Regions from separate parts of the Mus musculus genome. Here region 2 is linked to region 1. Evidence: chromatin loops called from intact Hi-C (ENCODE). Cell type or tissue: left cerebral cortex. All regions are shown on one strand.

Region 1 (8,000 bases):
TCTCAGGCTGCTGCTAATGGTTGGGTGTGAGCCTCTGCTTCCTCATCTTGTGAATGGTCCAGGCCAAGCTGCAGGCTCCCACCACCCAAGTTGCCCCTCCTTCCCCACAGAGACAACCTGTGTCCCCTGAAAGTGTGAGCCACCAGGAACCTCTCCTTCCTACAGCTGCTTCTGTCAGATTTTTTTTTTTTGTCACAGTAACCCAAAAAGCTAACTAATGAAGACAAATTATCCATCTCAGGACAGGCAAAGGACCTGGCTTGGGTAGTAATTGTTTCCTCTGCAAGCATGAGGCCCTGAGTTCAATTCCCAGAACCCATGTGAAAACAAAACAACAACAACAAACAAGTGTGCAGTAGTGCACACTTGTATTCACAACACTGGAGAGGAAGAGCCAAGTGGGTCCCTAGACTCACTGGTCAGCCAGGCTAGCCCAGTCCACGAGTTCCAGTCTTATGAGAGATTCTGCCTCAAAAAGCAAGACTCCCGAGGAAGGGCACTCAAGATGAAGAAGAACACTCTGGCCTCCATATGCATTTATACACATATGGGCATATGCACTTGTGCCCCCCCCCACAGGCAAAAATCAATAAAAACAGGCAAAAGGCTCAACTACAAATGTCTCCAAAGAAGATGTAGAAATGACCGACAAGTTCATGAGGACTTTCCAGGATGCTGGTTACTAGAAAATACAAATCAAAGCCAGCAAGAGACACTACCTCACATTCTCTAGGGACAAGAGACAACTGGGTCAGGGAGACAGCGTAGTGGGTGAAGGCACTTGCTACCAAGGCTGACAATGAGTTCGATCCCTGGGAACAGCGTGATGGAAAGAATGGACTTCTACAAGTTGTCTCCTATGAGCATGCCCTGCTCTCCCACAACAGAAACAAATGGGCAAAACAGGGCTGGTGAGGGTGTGGTCAAATTGAGAGCATCCTACCCTGTTGATGGGTATGCATTGAAATCACTGCCTTGAAAAACATGTTTGCATTTTCTGAAAAAGCTAACCTAAATTCTCTGATAACTTAGCCGCTCGGGGTGTACCCAACGAATTGGAAACATGAGCTGTCCAGATGGCACAGGGACTTGAATTTGAATACCCAAAACTCATGTAGAATCTGGATACTGTGACACATACTTATAATCACTGCTCAGCAGGATGGGAGATGGAGGCAGGAGACTACACAGAAGCTTGAAGGATAGCTAGTGTGGCCTACTTGGTGAAGTTCAAGGCCAGTGAGAGACTCAGTCTTGAACAAAAGGTGGAAGATATCCTGAGGATACCCCAGTCTGTACTCTGATTTCCAAATACGAGCCCCGTATATACAATTCCCCCCATTCATACTCTCACACACTCGCTAGGCATTTTTTGTTGTTGGTTTAAAGATTTGCTTCTTTATTATATATAAGTACACTGTAGCTGTCTTCTGACACACCAGAAGAGGACATCAGATCTCATTACCTATGGCTGTGAGCCACCATGTGGTTGCTGGGATTTGAACTCAGGACCTCTGGAAGAGCAGTCAGTGCTCTTAACCACTGAGCCATCTCTCCAGCCCCCACTTGCTAGGAATTAAAACTAGGAGCTTCCCCATGAATGTTCAGAGCAGCATCGTAAGAGTTCAAATGTAGGGACCACTCAGCACCCATCGACAGATGACAGGATACGAAAATGGCACACCACGCCACACTTTGGACTGCCACTCCTTCACAAGACAGAAATGTTCCATGGGCCTTGAGGACATTCGGTGGGTACAAAAGTCCACACACTGGGTAGGCTATATATGTGATGTAGCCAGAGAGCTAAAAGCCATAGGCTCAGTGGCCATCAGGAGCTGGGTAACTGCTAAAAGGTACATGGTTTCCTGTGTATGCATGTGTATGCACGTGTGTGTTTGTGTGAGTGCGTGTGCGCGTGCGTGCGTGTGCGCGTGCGCGAGCATGTGTGTGGTCAGGATACTGACCACCTTAGTTTTTGAGACAGGGTCTTTCACTGAATTTAGAGCTCACTGATTGAGCTGAGCTGGCTGGCTGCACAGAGCAGCTCCACATCTTCCTTCCTCTGCTTCCCTGAGCTGGGATCCCAAGCATGTGCCACCATGCAAGCCTTTACACATATCCTGGGACCTGAACTCAGGTCCTTGTGTTTATGCAGGATGCTTTTCTGACTGGGCTACCTGCTTAGCCCCTTAGTTTCTTTGGGGGAGAGAAGCTGTGTGAATGTTGTGGGAATGGCTGTGTAGCACCATCAATACACCGAACACCGTGGGACTGTATGCTTTGAAATTGGTGAGCGTCCATCAAGGGAGTTGCATCTGAATACTGAAACTGCGCACACCCGACACTTGTGCTGTGTGACCTGAGATGAAGTCACTGCTGTTGCCCTTGGCTGCTGCCAAAACAGCAACCCTGTCACCTCCCAGCCAGCTTCCTTGTGCCTTGAACAGGGGCAATAAAGCCTTACTCACACAGCTGGTAGCGTGCCACCAGAGCAGATAAGGGCCGCCTTGCCCTGGGTTTTTATGCTCAGTAACTGAGATAATGTGAAGAATGTAACACCAAGCTCAAAAACAGGGCCATTTAAACAGCGTCCTGGCCGGGATCCCATCACACCTGTGGGTGATTCCAGCTCAAACCTGGCAGTTGGCCCTGAGCCTCATTGGCTCCCACTCCCTGCAAATCCCCAGCCTTTATGGTGAACTCTAAAGCCACTTCCAGCTTCTCCTGAGCCTTTCACCCCAGAGTGCATCAAGGCCATGCACCTGTTACGTGTTCCCCCCTCCCACCAACCTTCTTGCTGCCAGGGGACCTTTGAACTTGGTCATGCCCCATGCCTTCCCCTTAATAAAAATTTCTCACCAGGTGCTTAAAATAAAAGCCCATTTCTGCAGCTCTTCCCCTCTAGGTCCCGGGCGTTCACCTCTTCTCTCTCCTTCTCTCTGTTCTATGCCAAGGCTGAGGGTTCCGACTCCAGGGCCTTGATGTTGCCTGATCTTCAAGTCACCCAACATGCAGGGCAGCAAAGGCATCTTGTGTCTTCTCACTTAATTTTTAACTGATTAACTTTTTAAAAGACGGGGTCTCACTATATAGCTCTGTCTGGCCTAGAACTTGCTATACAGACCAGTTTAGCCTCACAGAAATTTGTATTCCTGCCCCCCTCTCCCCAGATACTGATCTGCTTTTTGTCTTTGTTTTGATTGTTTGTTTTGTTTTGTTTGAGATTGGCTCATATGTAGCCCAGGATGCCTTCAAACTTGCTAAGTAGCTGGAGATAGCCTTGAGCTTCTTGCCTTGAGCTTCTTATTCTCCTGTTTCCACAATCCCAGTGCTCAGACTCCAGGCTCCGGGGCCTCCTGCATGCTAAGTAAGATACATTACCAACTGAGCTACAACACCAACCTCTGTTTGTTATTTGTTTGTTTGTTTGTTTGTTTGTTATTTTTCTTAAGACTGGGTCACACTATGTAGCTCAGGCTGGCCTGAAACTCCCCATCCTCCTTTCTCGGAGGATCACAGAAGAGCATCCCAAGTCCCACACCCTGTAATTTCTTTTGAACTATACTTCCCAGTGAGGAAGCGCTGTGGCCTTAAATCATAGGATTCGAGCGAGGGCATTCATTACTGCACACTTTCTGCACTGGCTTCCTCCCCAGGAGAATGCAACTCCACCCACAAGCAGGCCTCCATCCTTTACAGCTCTCAGCGGAACTGATGCGCTCCATGGGGGGCCAGACCACCGAAAAAGTCACTAAGGCCACGGCCACGGACAGAGGAGGAGGCGTGGGGACTCACTTTCCCCCATTGCTATCAAGGGGTTGGAACCTCCAGGTGCAGCGCTGCTTCTGCCAATTTGCGGTGTGCCCAGTTAAAAAGCACTGTTCATGAGTGGATGTCAGGCCCAGTACCAGCAGGACTTTAGGGGTGCCAATATCCTCCTCAAAATACACACACACACACACACACACACACACACACACACACACACACACACACACACACACACACTTAACACATGTAACCCCACCCCAGGGACTCCTCGTGCAACAGCCAGGAGCATGCGCACATCTGCAACGCCAAAGTCCAGTAGAAAGGGTGCGTGGCAGACAATGGACACCAGGTGGCAGCAGAGGGCTACCCATAAACCAGGCCCAGGCAGCTCCAGCTGCAATGGCAAGGCCACTCTTACAAAACAAGCCCCTTGGGACATACATCCTAAGCCACCCGCCCGATCTGGGGTCAGTAAGGATGAGATGATAGTGGAGGGGAGGGGGAGGAGGAATGGCTCTTCACACCAGGGTGGACCCACAAGCCCGCCTGCTTTACTCATAAGGCCTCTTTCAGCAAGCCTGGGAGTTAGGGCAAACAAACAGTCTTGTGGGAACACAGGTAGTGGAGATCCGGAAGGAACATGGCAGATAGCCTTTGAGTGGGATGAGATAGCCTCTCATGAAACGCCAATAGGGTCAAAGCTTGTAATATCCACCCGAGTTTCCAACCTGAAAGTGTGGCTACTGTAGGCAAAGTGAGTATTCACCGTAAAGTTAGCGCCCCTTGACACTTGGCCTAGGAACTCTGACCCCAAGGCCAGATGACCTCCCAAAGACCTTATGGACACTGACACATAACCCACTGGGTTCTGGCCCAGGAAGGAGAGTTTGATCTGTTCCATTCTCACACAGAGAATCACAGTGGGATCCATGGTCAGGTGTATCTTTGACCTTGCAAAGTTTCTAAAGACCTCATCCCATAACTTCCCTTGCTTTCTAGAAGGGCTTGCCCAGGGGAGTATGGAGGCTGTGAATGGCAGGCTCAGACCCTTGCCGCCAGCTTCTTTACCTCTCTTTATTTACCCTTACATCTTATTGTGCCTCTCTGAAGCTCACTTAGGGTCTCTGACCCAGGTTGGAGCTCAGAGCAGCCTCTGGACTCACTCTCTGCTTGCCTTGAGGCACTCCCTACTAACTGGGACCTGAGGGCCTGGGAGAGAGCGAAGGGTCCCTGAGTCCCTGCCTCTCCTGCTGATGTAGTGCACTACGGCATCTCTAAGAGAGCCACAGGGTTTGGAAAAGCAGAACGGATCTGTCCCTAGACTTGTGGTTCTCAACCTTCCTAACGTTGCAACCCTTTAGTACAGTACCTCATGTTGTGGTGACCCTCCAACCATAAAATTATTGTTGTTGCTATTTAATAACTGCAGCTTTGCTGCTGTTATGAATCTCAGTGGAAATATTCGTGCTTTTTGATGATCTGACCCTTGTTCAACCCCCAGAGGGGTTGTAACCCATAGGATGAGACACACGGCCCTAGAGTAAACCAGGTCCCTCTGAGGGAAGCCACTTCCATGCTGTCTGATGCTAACACGCAAATGTACTCTGACACTGAATGTAGAATTTCCTTGAAAACAGAAATACTGAAGGAACTTTGAACCCGAGAAGAGCTGCTTCAGGTCACGTCCACAGATGAGTGGAGGGGGAGGGGAGAAAGGGACAACACTTAAAGTGATGCCAACGGAGAGGCTGAGAGGTACCGTGGAAAGCCATCCACAGCCACTCACACTGTAGTGAGAATGATTTAGCCTGAAGCCGGATATGGGAGATGATCGTGAAGTCTGTGTGAGCAGCTGAGTAGTGAGTCGCCAGAAGGCAGCCGCTCGCTCGCTCGCTCGCTCACTCGGGCTGTCTAGAACAGCACGGCAGGGCCAGAACACCTGCAAGCCCTTCCTTGGCATCCTGCCAGGCTCCCCAGCCACTACTCCAGAGCTTGGACCCACCTAAGGACCAGGTGAGTGATAAAAAGGAAGCGGCATGCGACTGACATTCAGAGGTTTTGTTGAACTTAGTGGGGCAATGAGGAAGCCAGTAAATCCTCTGACCGCCAGCAGAGGAGGAGGAGGCAGGGATGCCCTGTTGAGCTTAGGTGTGATGTGACCTTCTGTCCCCAGATGACAGTCAGCGGGGTTCCACCAGAGACGATTCATACATGCTCCTAAGAACATGAATCATTCTGGTGGCATTGACTTTCTGTAAATGGCTACAGGAGCCTGGGAGATCCCGGAAGCCAGCGGATACAATCAATCCGCCCATTTCAGCCTTTCGAAACTTCTTGGTCTGGGTGAGTCCGCTAAGACACACCCCTCAGGTGTCTGGCGTGTTCTCTACATGTCTTGAATGGAGCTTCTGGTGAGCACCCCGGTCTTCCCACACCCCTTCCAGACTCTGGTCTCAGGCAAACTCTACTGCACTGGCCAGCCCAAATTTCCTCTTACCCTAAACTTTCTAAGTTCCTGTCTGTGAAATAAGCCCAAAGGATGGAGCTTTTTATTAAAAGGTCATACTCATATATGACCTTTGGGTGGCAGAGGTCACCATATGTACCCAGCACCCACAGTTCACATCCCTCCCCTGTAACCTGGCACATCTTTTTCTCCCCAGCCCCATGTGTGCACTGAAGGGTAGGCACCTGACCTCAGGGGCCCCATTGTGATTCTCTGTGTGAACAGTTGGAACCGATCAAACTCTCCTTCCTGGGCGGGGTGGTACTTCGATATGAAACCTGGAACTACAGCAGCTCTTTTGTGTGTACCTGGGGGACAGCTTGATTTGGAACGAGGCCAGCTAGGCAGAAGGCGGGGATAAAAAGAAATCAGGGCCAGAATGGGATCTTTGGGCCACTGATACCAAAACCTACCCTGCTTAGGGCCCTACAGCCTTATGTGTGTAGGGTATCCTCTCCTTGTTCAAGGAGTTGGCTCGACCACATTTCCCTCTGCCATCCTACCTGAGGAGTGCCCTCATCATGGGCATCAGTGATGCAGGCACTGACCGCCTGACATAACCAGCCCACTTAGCATCGTGCCCAACACTTAGTTGACACTGATAGCCAAGTCCTCGGGGAACCCCCAAAGCAAGACTGGCTGCGAGGAGAGAGTCTGCTCTCTCTCCTGTTCTTGGCCCCCCCTGTTCTTGGTAGAACTCATACACCAGCCAATTGTCACACATGGTCCCAGCACAGACAGCTGAGACCCAGAGTTCCCAGTGTCTCTATCTCTTCTCCTTTATTCCCCTTTTACCCCTTTGTGTGCAGGAGGGGAGGAAATGGCCAGATCCCAGAAAGCCACAGGCCATGAGTGCTCTAACTCCACATGATGAACTTTTGTTGGCCCAGCCTGGCATCCTGTGTTTAAGTCAAATGAGCTCACCATTCCGGGAGTATCAGTCCATCTGCAGTTACAGCTTACCTGCATTAAAAGCCTGTGAGACTTCCACATTAAACAGGAGTGTTGAGCAAAAAGCCATTGCTGTGGGTGGTACTCCGGCCCTTCCCAGTACACAGCGACTCTCTGGAAGCCTTCCATTAGCCGTAACAGTCAGAAAGAAGGCTCCCAGCTATCTGTGCCCTAACTTTACACAGGGTGTTTGTCTTTGTTTGAGTGATATTGGCATTGTTTCCAGAATAGGTGCCAACTGACCTGGTAAGTAGTGTGGCTTCCAGTGAACTCAGAACTCACAGGAAGCTATCACCCTGCTCTGGCCAAGAGCTTGAGAAGATTCTCAAGGAGAAGGCAAATGAGTGAGGAGGCCAGTAAGCTAGCGGAACTAGTTCTATCCAGCTCACAAGGAGACCAACTTCAATTAGCCCTGCCTCCATGACTCCAGAGTCCTGGCCCCCTACCTTCCTAATCCCAGCCTTCTTGAGCCCAGCTCCCTCAAACCCTGCCTTCCCTACATCAGCCTCCCCGACTCCTGCCTTCCTGACCCCAGCGTCCATGACCCCTGCCTCCCTAGCCCCAGTCTCCATAACTCTAATCCCTCCATTAACTTGACTCTACCTCAAATCTTGGTGACTTCATTGACTAAAATACTGTGATATATTTAAGGAATGATATGTAATTCCCCCGCCAGCACCAGCACCATGTTTGGCCTTAATTTTTCCCTTCTCTCTTTTCTTTCATGGTGGTGGTGTTTGACCTGAGGCTCCTGAGGGTGAAGCTCACT
Region 2 (8,000 bases), 250 kb after region 1:
TCTGTACTGCCCAGCACCTCCGCTCCTGCTAGGAACTCCTCCTCTGATCAGAAGGCTTTCCTCCTGGTGAGAATCTGCCCTGTACCTCTACCCCCACCCCTAGACTGAGTCTTCACACTTGAAATTCTAGCAGTTTCCTTCAGAGGTGGGGGAGGGGTGGCTCCTGAGACTCCAGAGGTAAACAAAACACAAGTGTGGGAAAAGTGGGAATTTCCAAGATTCTCAAGGCCCCTCCCCAGCTTTGTAGACAAAGTAAATAATTGCAGAGGGATGACACTGGTGGAGGGAGAGGTTACGGGGAGGGGGATGGGGGAGGCTGCCAGAAGGAGATTCCTGGACCCATTGAGCTGCCTGCAGATCTTTCAGAGGGCTCCATGGTTGCTGTGTTTGTGAGTGTCTCCAAGGCTGGGTTGAACTTGTCAGTGATACAGCTGCTTCTGAGTCAGCCCTGCTCGTGTAAGCGACCTCTCACCCGTACTCCTGTTGGTAACTCCAATAAAGATTCATTGGTTCACCGAGTTGACTTTTGTACAGTCTACTCTGGTCTGTTGTGAGCTCCCCATCTGGTGTGAGCAGACGAAGGTTCGGATGTGTTTGGTCACACATAACAAATTTGGGAGTGAAGGGGACAGTTATATCCAAGATGCCACATGGATGAGTCCATGAAACCATTGATCCAGGGTCCCTAAAGACTCTAGGTTTGTCACAAGCTTTGGGTCCATAGGCAAAGGGATGCCAGCTCTCTGTGTCCTATGTGGGGACTATGCTATCAGTGGAAGAGGCAGTAATGCACCAGCAGCTCACCCAACAGTGGCCAGCCTAGCCAGGGGGACAGGAAATGTCCTAGGATGCTGGCCCAGGGAGCTGTCAGGTATCTAGGACCCACAGAAAGTCTGATTTCAGCTCTAAAGAAGCCATGAAGCCTCCTGTTTCCCTCCCTAACAAATGGAGGTGGGAGTGGGTCATCCACATGAATGTGAAGAAGCCACTTGTGGCATGGGATCCTCTAGAGGTAAGACACACCAAGCCCAAACTGCTGACCCCTTGCTTGGGCTTTCCTTATAGTCTCCCTCATCCATAGCCCACTAGTGCATCCCTAACAAGCCACTGGACCTAAGTGGAATATTTTTACACATTGGAGCTAATGGACAGAGACAAGGGAAAACCTAGGGTACCTAGAAGAACCAGGGCCTCTCTTCTGGGACCAAATCACCAGGAGGTTGAAAAGGGCTACAATGGTCCAGCACACTACCAGAGAACATCTTACAAAAACCTATAGCCGAAGGGCCTGGACCTGCTGAGCTGCAAAGAGGAAACCCTTGGACCTATGTGAGCTGCCTCAGAGTCTTGCAGAGGTTCTTTCCGAAGAAAAGCCCATCTCCTGCCCCTTCACACAAGTGCTGAGAGAACAGAGCCTTTTTACCCCTTACAATACTGCTCACTCACCTAAGAAGATGAGTTGCTCAGAGAGGGACTCTTGGCACCCTATGGAATTCTAGAAATTTAAAAGACATTAAGCACTGTACTGGTAACTTTCTTGTTGCTGTAACAGAATACTTGACAAGGGAACTTAAGAATGGAAGGGTCTATTTTTGGCTCACATGTCTATGGACCATCATGATATGGAAGGCATATCCACAGAAGTGTGAGGCAGGGGTCACATTGCATTCTGAAACACTTGCATCCTGGAGTGAGGTTTTTGAAGACTCAGAAACTAAACAACTTATAAGTCTCAGAAAGTCCCTGAAATTTACAAGATTAAGAAAACCTTGGAGGAGCGAGTTGCTTTAAGTAATAAAGCTTGCTGGGGAGGGAAGAGACTGACTCTTCTGTCTAGCTGCCTGCAAGTTATTTGGAGAGCTCCAGAGTTGCAAGTTTGAACAGCTGTCATACATGCTGGGATGGGCTTTCCATGATGCACCTGCCTTTAAATGGTCCCTCAAAGGGAATTCAGACGTGGGACAAGAGGCTGAGGTGCCTCTTTAACACATCAAGGCAGACCTGGTCTCCAGATTCTCCCAGCATACCCTGCCCTCTACACTGAAGTCTGCAGCCCAGGACTGGGCTTCCTCTTATCCAGAGGCACTTCACTATATAATCCAGACATTTTGGCTCTCTCTTTTCTCTCTGCTCCCTACTCCCCACTTTTCTGTCTCCTTGTCTGCACACTGACTTCACTGACCTCCTCTGGTGAGGTCAGTGAACCTGCCCAAGAACTGCCCCCTAATAAACCTGTCTTTATACTTTAATTCCGCTTGAATTGGCTCATTTTGTCACCAGAGAATACCTATCACCTGCCCCTGTAAGTAACTCACCACCTACACTCCCGTAAGTAACCCCAATAAATTCATTGGTCCACAAAGTTGGACTTTGATGTAATTGTGTCTTAGCTCTGCCATTGGTAGCCTATCTTAGAACAGTAGATATTTGCTTGTGATATCCAGAAAGATCACACAACAAGGTGCCACCAGGAAGCAGAGAGAGATGACTCCAGATGTTCACTGCCCTCTTTGTTCAGTCCAGGACCTCAGCCCATGGGATGATTCTACCCACATTCAGGGTGGATCTCCCCACCTCGGTTAACCTAATCTACTCCATCACAGACAGGGATCTGCCCCCTAGTGATTCTAGATCCTGCCAGTTAATATTAGCTCTCCTGACCAGACAAGGTCACAGGCAAGAGCCACACAAACATGGATGGCCACAGTCAGGAAGAGCACCTGAGTGCTACACTGGATCACTGCCATACTCTGGGCGAATGCAGCTCTAGGATCCTTTTCAGAAACATTCTCCAACAACAGTGGCACTACCTTGTGGTTGCAGGGCATTCTACCCACCACCTCCATAAGACCCACTTGCTAGAAAAGTCTAGACATGAGGAAAACTACTGTTCTCTTCAAAAGGCTATAACTGTTCATACAGGCAACCTAAGGTAGCCTGCTTAACCTCTGTAACATGAACAGTCCAGCCTCAGGAGAGATGCTAGGAGGCCCTTCAAGATAATGAACACCCTTTACAGGGCCATGGGGTTCAGGCCTCTCAGCCCAGCTATCTGGGACAGCAGAATGGAAAGCTTAAGTCTGCCAACAGACTACAGAGCCTACCTCCCGTACTTGGCAAGAACTTGTCTCAAAATTAAAATTAAACAAGGAAAAGTTATATTCCTCACACCTGCCTAGAATCCCCCAGTGAGAGGCCAGAGTATGGCTCAGCAGTAGAGTACTCATCTAACATGTACAAGGCCCTAGGTTCAATTCCCCGTGCTTCCAAATAAGAAAAAAAGGAAGGAAGGGAGGCAGGGAGGGAGAATGGAAGAGAGAGAGAGAGAAAAGATGATAGAACATGGAGCTAGTATCATTAAGGCAAGTTTCCAACTTCAGATTCCATTTCTTATCCAAGTCCCTGGATACAGCCAAAGACTCGCTAACCTTAGCCCAGGGCAAACCTGACTTCATGAAGAAGAAAACCGAATCTGATTCTGTAGGCCATTAAGCTTCTCTTCAAAATGAGGCTTCGTATTTTTACAAAAATGCTAATTTTGTTTTTCAACACTGCCTGGAAGGGAAGCACAGAGCCTCAAAGCCCTTGCCAGGCTGGAGAGAAGGAAGGGGGCCGAGAATGCGCCCAGCAGCGGGAGCCAGCTCCCCTGGCTGCATATGACTCGGCAGACAGCGTGTTTTTCCCATCACCTGAGGCCCAGAGCCAATTTGTGCAAAAACAAGCTGCAGAGATAGGCGGGTGGGAGGAAGTGAGACCACACAGATAACAGGAGACAGCTGTGGGAGCCAGGCTCAGGCCAGAGGCCGGGAGATTTTAATTAGAGCAGCAGAGAACCCAGCTACTGGGTGATGCACCTGGCAGCCCTTCTGTTGGCTCAGGTAATGAGGCCCCCAGCCGAGGGCCCAACACATGCCGCAAACACGCAATGCTTCCTAATTACCACACTGCTTGGCCCCTAGGGCTCAGTCATGCGCCCTCTTGGGGCACCCATCAAACACCTGGGAAGGAAAAGGATGGAGCCCCAAGAGTCTCCACCTCCTTCCCAGAGCATCCCAGGGCTTCTGAGTGCCCTGGGAGCTGTATTTTGAGGATGCTGGGACTCTAGCCAAGCAGTAACTGCCCTGCTTCAGTGGGAGGGGTGAGGGCCTGCTGGCCTCTGATGGAGACACTAACCAGAAGGGCATACTTGCTGCCACCTGGGGTACTTGCCAAGAGCATGTTGACTCTGCACAGAGGGGTCATGAAGGGGCAGGTGGTGGGGAAGTGACAACCTGGTTCAACCCCCAACTTGGACACTTGATGCTAGTTCCAGAACCAGGGACAAAAGCCTTCCCTAGACTGGGCCCTGGGGAGCTCTTTTGTATAGAACAGCCTCTGGAGACCTTCCTTCTGAGCGTGGGTGTCTCAAAGTCCACAGCAGCCTGCCAACTAACTGAGGCTCTCCTGAAGTGGTCTCATGGTGACACTGGCACTTCCTAAGTGCTGAGTCACAGTGGGGGACTGTGTGCAAGTGCATTTGGCAGCAGGTCCAGTCTCTGAGGAATGAAGAGAAGAGATAGGGAGAAGCCCACTGATAGTTGCTGCCTGGCCACCCAGCCAAAGGACAGAGGGAAGAATAGATGGAAGTGTCATGATGATGGCAATTATGGTGACAAGTGACAGTGGCAACGATGGGGCTGGAGAGATGATGGCTTAGCTGTTAAGGGTAAATACTGAAGCCAGGCACAGTGGTGCACACCTTTAATCTCAGCACTTGGTATGTTAAAAGAGGCAGGCAGATCTCTGAGTCTGATCTATAGAGCTAATTCCAGGACAGGGAGGGCTATACAAAGAAACCCTGTTTCAAAAAAAAAAAAAACAACACAGCAACAAAAAAGAACAAACACTGCTCTTACAGAGGACAAGAGTTCTACTCCCCAAACCCATGTTGTGGGGCTCACAATTGCCTCTGACTCCAGCTTACGAGGATCCAATGACTCCGACTTCCACAGGCACTCTCATGTACCCATGCCCATACTTACATAGATTCACTTAATTATAATTTACAAATTTAGAGATGGTGGTGCTGGTAACTGTGCTGATGCTGGCAATGGTAATGGGGAATGAAGGGGATGGTGGGGAATGAAGGAGATGGTGGGGATGAAGGGGATGAAGGGGATGGTGGGGATGATGGTGATGGTGGGATGATGGTGAGGACCGTATTAATGGAGTGCAATGGAGAGATGGTGATACTAATGCTGATGGTGATGACTCTAACAATCATACACATATGGGCTTTGCTGTATAGTAGGTCTTCTTACCCTCACTTGACATTGAAGCCCAGAGAATGTCATCACAGTCACAATGTACACAACTCTCTCCAAAGACATTTTAACACACCCGAAGTTGTATCTAAGTGATCATATACACAAGTGTGCTTGCACCATTATCTAGCTCAGGACCCCATCACCCACCAGGGCACATGGAAGTCACCTCAGGACACAAGGACCCCCACATACTGAGTGTTCTGAGGATGCTCCCAGCAGCAGGAGCCAGCTCTCTTGGCTGCACATATCCAGAATGCTCAGTGTTCTCATCCCTATGCAGGTGGTAGAGAGAAGATGACATGACCTGTCATCATGGAGACACGACAGGCTAGGATGCTGGCTCTGCTTCTGATGTGTGTTGTTGCCTTCGGCAGAGGACAAGAAAGGAAACTGAAGCCACAAGTTCAAACCTTGGGCAAAAGCCCAGAGAGCCTTCAATAGGTGCCGACTAGGAACACAACTGACTGTCTCAGATCTTATCAGCTAAGCATGAACTTGTGTGTGTGCGCACAGATGCGTATGTATGGGGACATAGCTCTACGCATGTGTATGGAGGCCCACAGTGACTTCAGCTGCTGTTCCTCAGCTTCTGTCCATCTTGTTTTCTGTCTGGCTTAGGGCTGACCAATTAGGCTAGGCTAGCCAGCTGCCCAGAGATGTGCCTGTGTCTACCTTCCTCTGCTGGAATTAGGAGCATGTGCCACCACACCCACCTATTTTATGTGGATTCTAGGGATTGAACTCAGAAGCGCTTTAGTAACTGAGCCATCTCCAGAGTCCCATCATCCTCTTCTAAATAAAAGGATTTATCTCAACATCATCTTTCTCCTTTCCAAGCAAGTGTCTTAGGAAAAGTCCAAGATAAACTGACAAGAACAAAATTGCTCATCCCCTGACAATGAGCTTGTCCTAATCTGCACAGAGAGGCCATCAGGAAAGGAGGTGCGCTCACGCTGCAAGCAGACCCCACAGGGAAGGGCGGCTGTTGCTCGCTTCTTTTCACCCCTGTCAGGAGAGAGGAACCCAGGGCTAGGGCTCAAAGCCTAAAGTCTTGGAACTCTGCTCCTGCCAAACCGCATCAAGCCAGAGCTGCTGAGCCTGGCTTCGAGAACACAGGGAACGGGGAAGGCAGTTCTGGAAGCTGCACAGAGCAGCACGTGAGAGATCAGAGATGAAGCCTCCCTGCCTGTTCCCTCAGGACCACTTCCTGAGCCAGCTCCCTGGCCAGGAATCAGAGTGTACTGTGTACATATGAAAAGTGAGTTTTCCTCTGTGGAAAACAATAGGCCTGAAGCAGACACACACGCCATGCGTGAACCCTTGCTTCCCAGGACAGCCTTGCAAAGAAATGTCATTTAGGTTAGCTATCTGCTTCCTCCACTTCATGGTCACTTGGCTGGAGATCCCACAATTCCAGAGCATTATCAGTGATCAGACACAGCAGGACTTACTGCCTATATTTATATGACAGAGAGCAGGGCTGGCAAGACCAGCCCAGCTGAAATCAGCCACGTACCCACAGCATGCCCACAAAGGGTAAGTTAGGCCAGGTGTCGTAGCCCTACCTACTATCTCAGCCATCAGGAAGCTGAGGCAGGAAGATACCAAGCCCAAGGCTTACCTGAGCTGCATAATGAGACCATGTCTCACAAAGGCAGAAAGGGGCTAGGGAGATTGTTCGGCAGATAAAGTGCTTAATGTGCAAGCACAAGGACCTAAGTTCGAATCCCAGACCCCATAGCAATGCCTGGGTTCACACAGGAATACTGACAAGTCCACGAGGCCCCACTCCTTGATGGAGAGCCACAGTAGATGGCTGGTAAGAGGGGGAGCATCAGTCTTCCCTGGGGATGAGCCCCCTGATAGGTTATCCAATCCCACATGGACAGCCCTAAGCATATGTACCTATGAGCAATGCTAAATGGACTGTAAGTGTGTGTGTGTGTTCACATGCACATGTGCACACACACACATGTGTAAGATAAATACAGAAGAGGCACTCATCAATCCTAGAGGGCACTAGGGAAGGGATGAGTTGGAGGAGGAAAAGAGGGTGTGTAAGTGATGTAACTATAGGATACCCACGTGTGAAATTCTAAAATAATAAAAATGAAATTTAAATTTAATTACACACTTGTAATTAGTCCTGTGGAGGCAGACAGAATGGACCCTCGGGCTCCCTGGCTGTCCAGCTTAGACTGCTTGGTGAGTTTTAGACCAGTGAAAGATCCTGTCTCAGAAAAACAAGGTAGATAGTGCCTGAGGATGGTACCCTAAACTACCCTTTGACCTTTACAGGCACACACCCACACAGGCATGTTCACACATGTACTTGCACATGCATAAGAATATGTCCCTATACATACACAAAAAGAAGAAAAAAGGAGAAGAGGAGGAAGAAGAAGAGGGGTAGGAGACAGCCTGTCTATGTGGCAATCCACCATGGGATAGGTGACTTTCTTTTTTGTTTGTTTGTTTGTTTTTTCGAGACAGGGTTTCTCTGTGTAGCCCTGGCTGTCCTGGAACTCACTTTGTAGACCAGGCTGGCCTCAAACTCAGAAATCCGCCTGCCTCTGCCTCCCAAGTGCTGGGATTAAAGGCGTGTGCCACCACGCCCGGCTTTTTTTTTTTTTTTTTTTAAATAGGTGACTTTCTATCTAAGGAACAGAAGGGAGCCATAGAGGTGCCCATGAA

Evidence for each region. Hi-C counts contacts between places; a loop is a spot of excess contacts. Peaks named below come from ENCODE experiments on the same cell type or tissue, not always from the same donor. Only the 100,000 strongest peaks of a DNase experiment are listed, where the experiment ranks them.
Region 2: a loop joins it to region 1, with 3 times the contacts of the local background. A loop is called at or near these places in 2 of 42 quality-filtered maps.

The regions. Positions count from the first base shown.
Region 1 is chr5:138,844,152-138,852,151 of GRCm38, forward strand. No RefSeq gene overlaps it. Among named protein-coding and RNA genes, the nearest start is that of Gm30206, 23 kb to the left of the region's middle. In left cerebral cortex, a CTCF peak has its summit at 4,130 (motif pointing right); a DNase peak (open chromatin) is centred at 4,121.
Region 2 is chr5:139,095,431-139,103,430 of GRCm38, forward strand. All of the region lies in intron 4 of Prkar1b (protein kinase, cAMP dependent regulatory, type I beta), which reads right to left. Among named protein-coding and RNA genes, the nearest start is that of Prkar1b, 30 kb to the right of the region's middle. In left cerebral cortex, no CTCF peak of the experiment used is centred here; DNase peaks (open chromatin) are centred at 3,672 and 4,447; H3K27ac peaks cover 1,582 bases.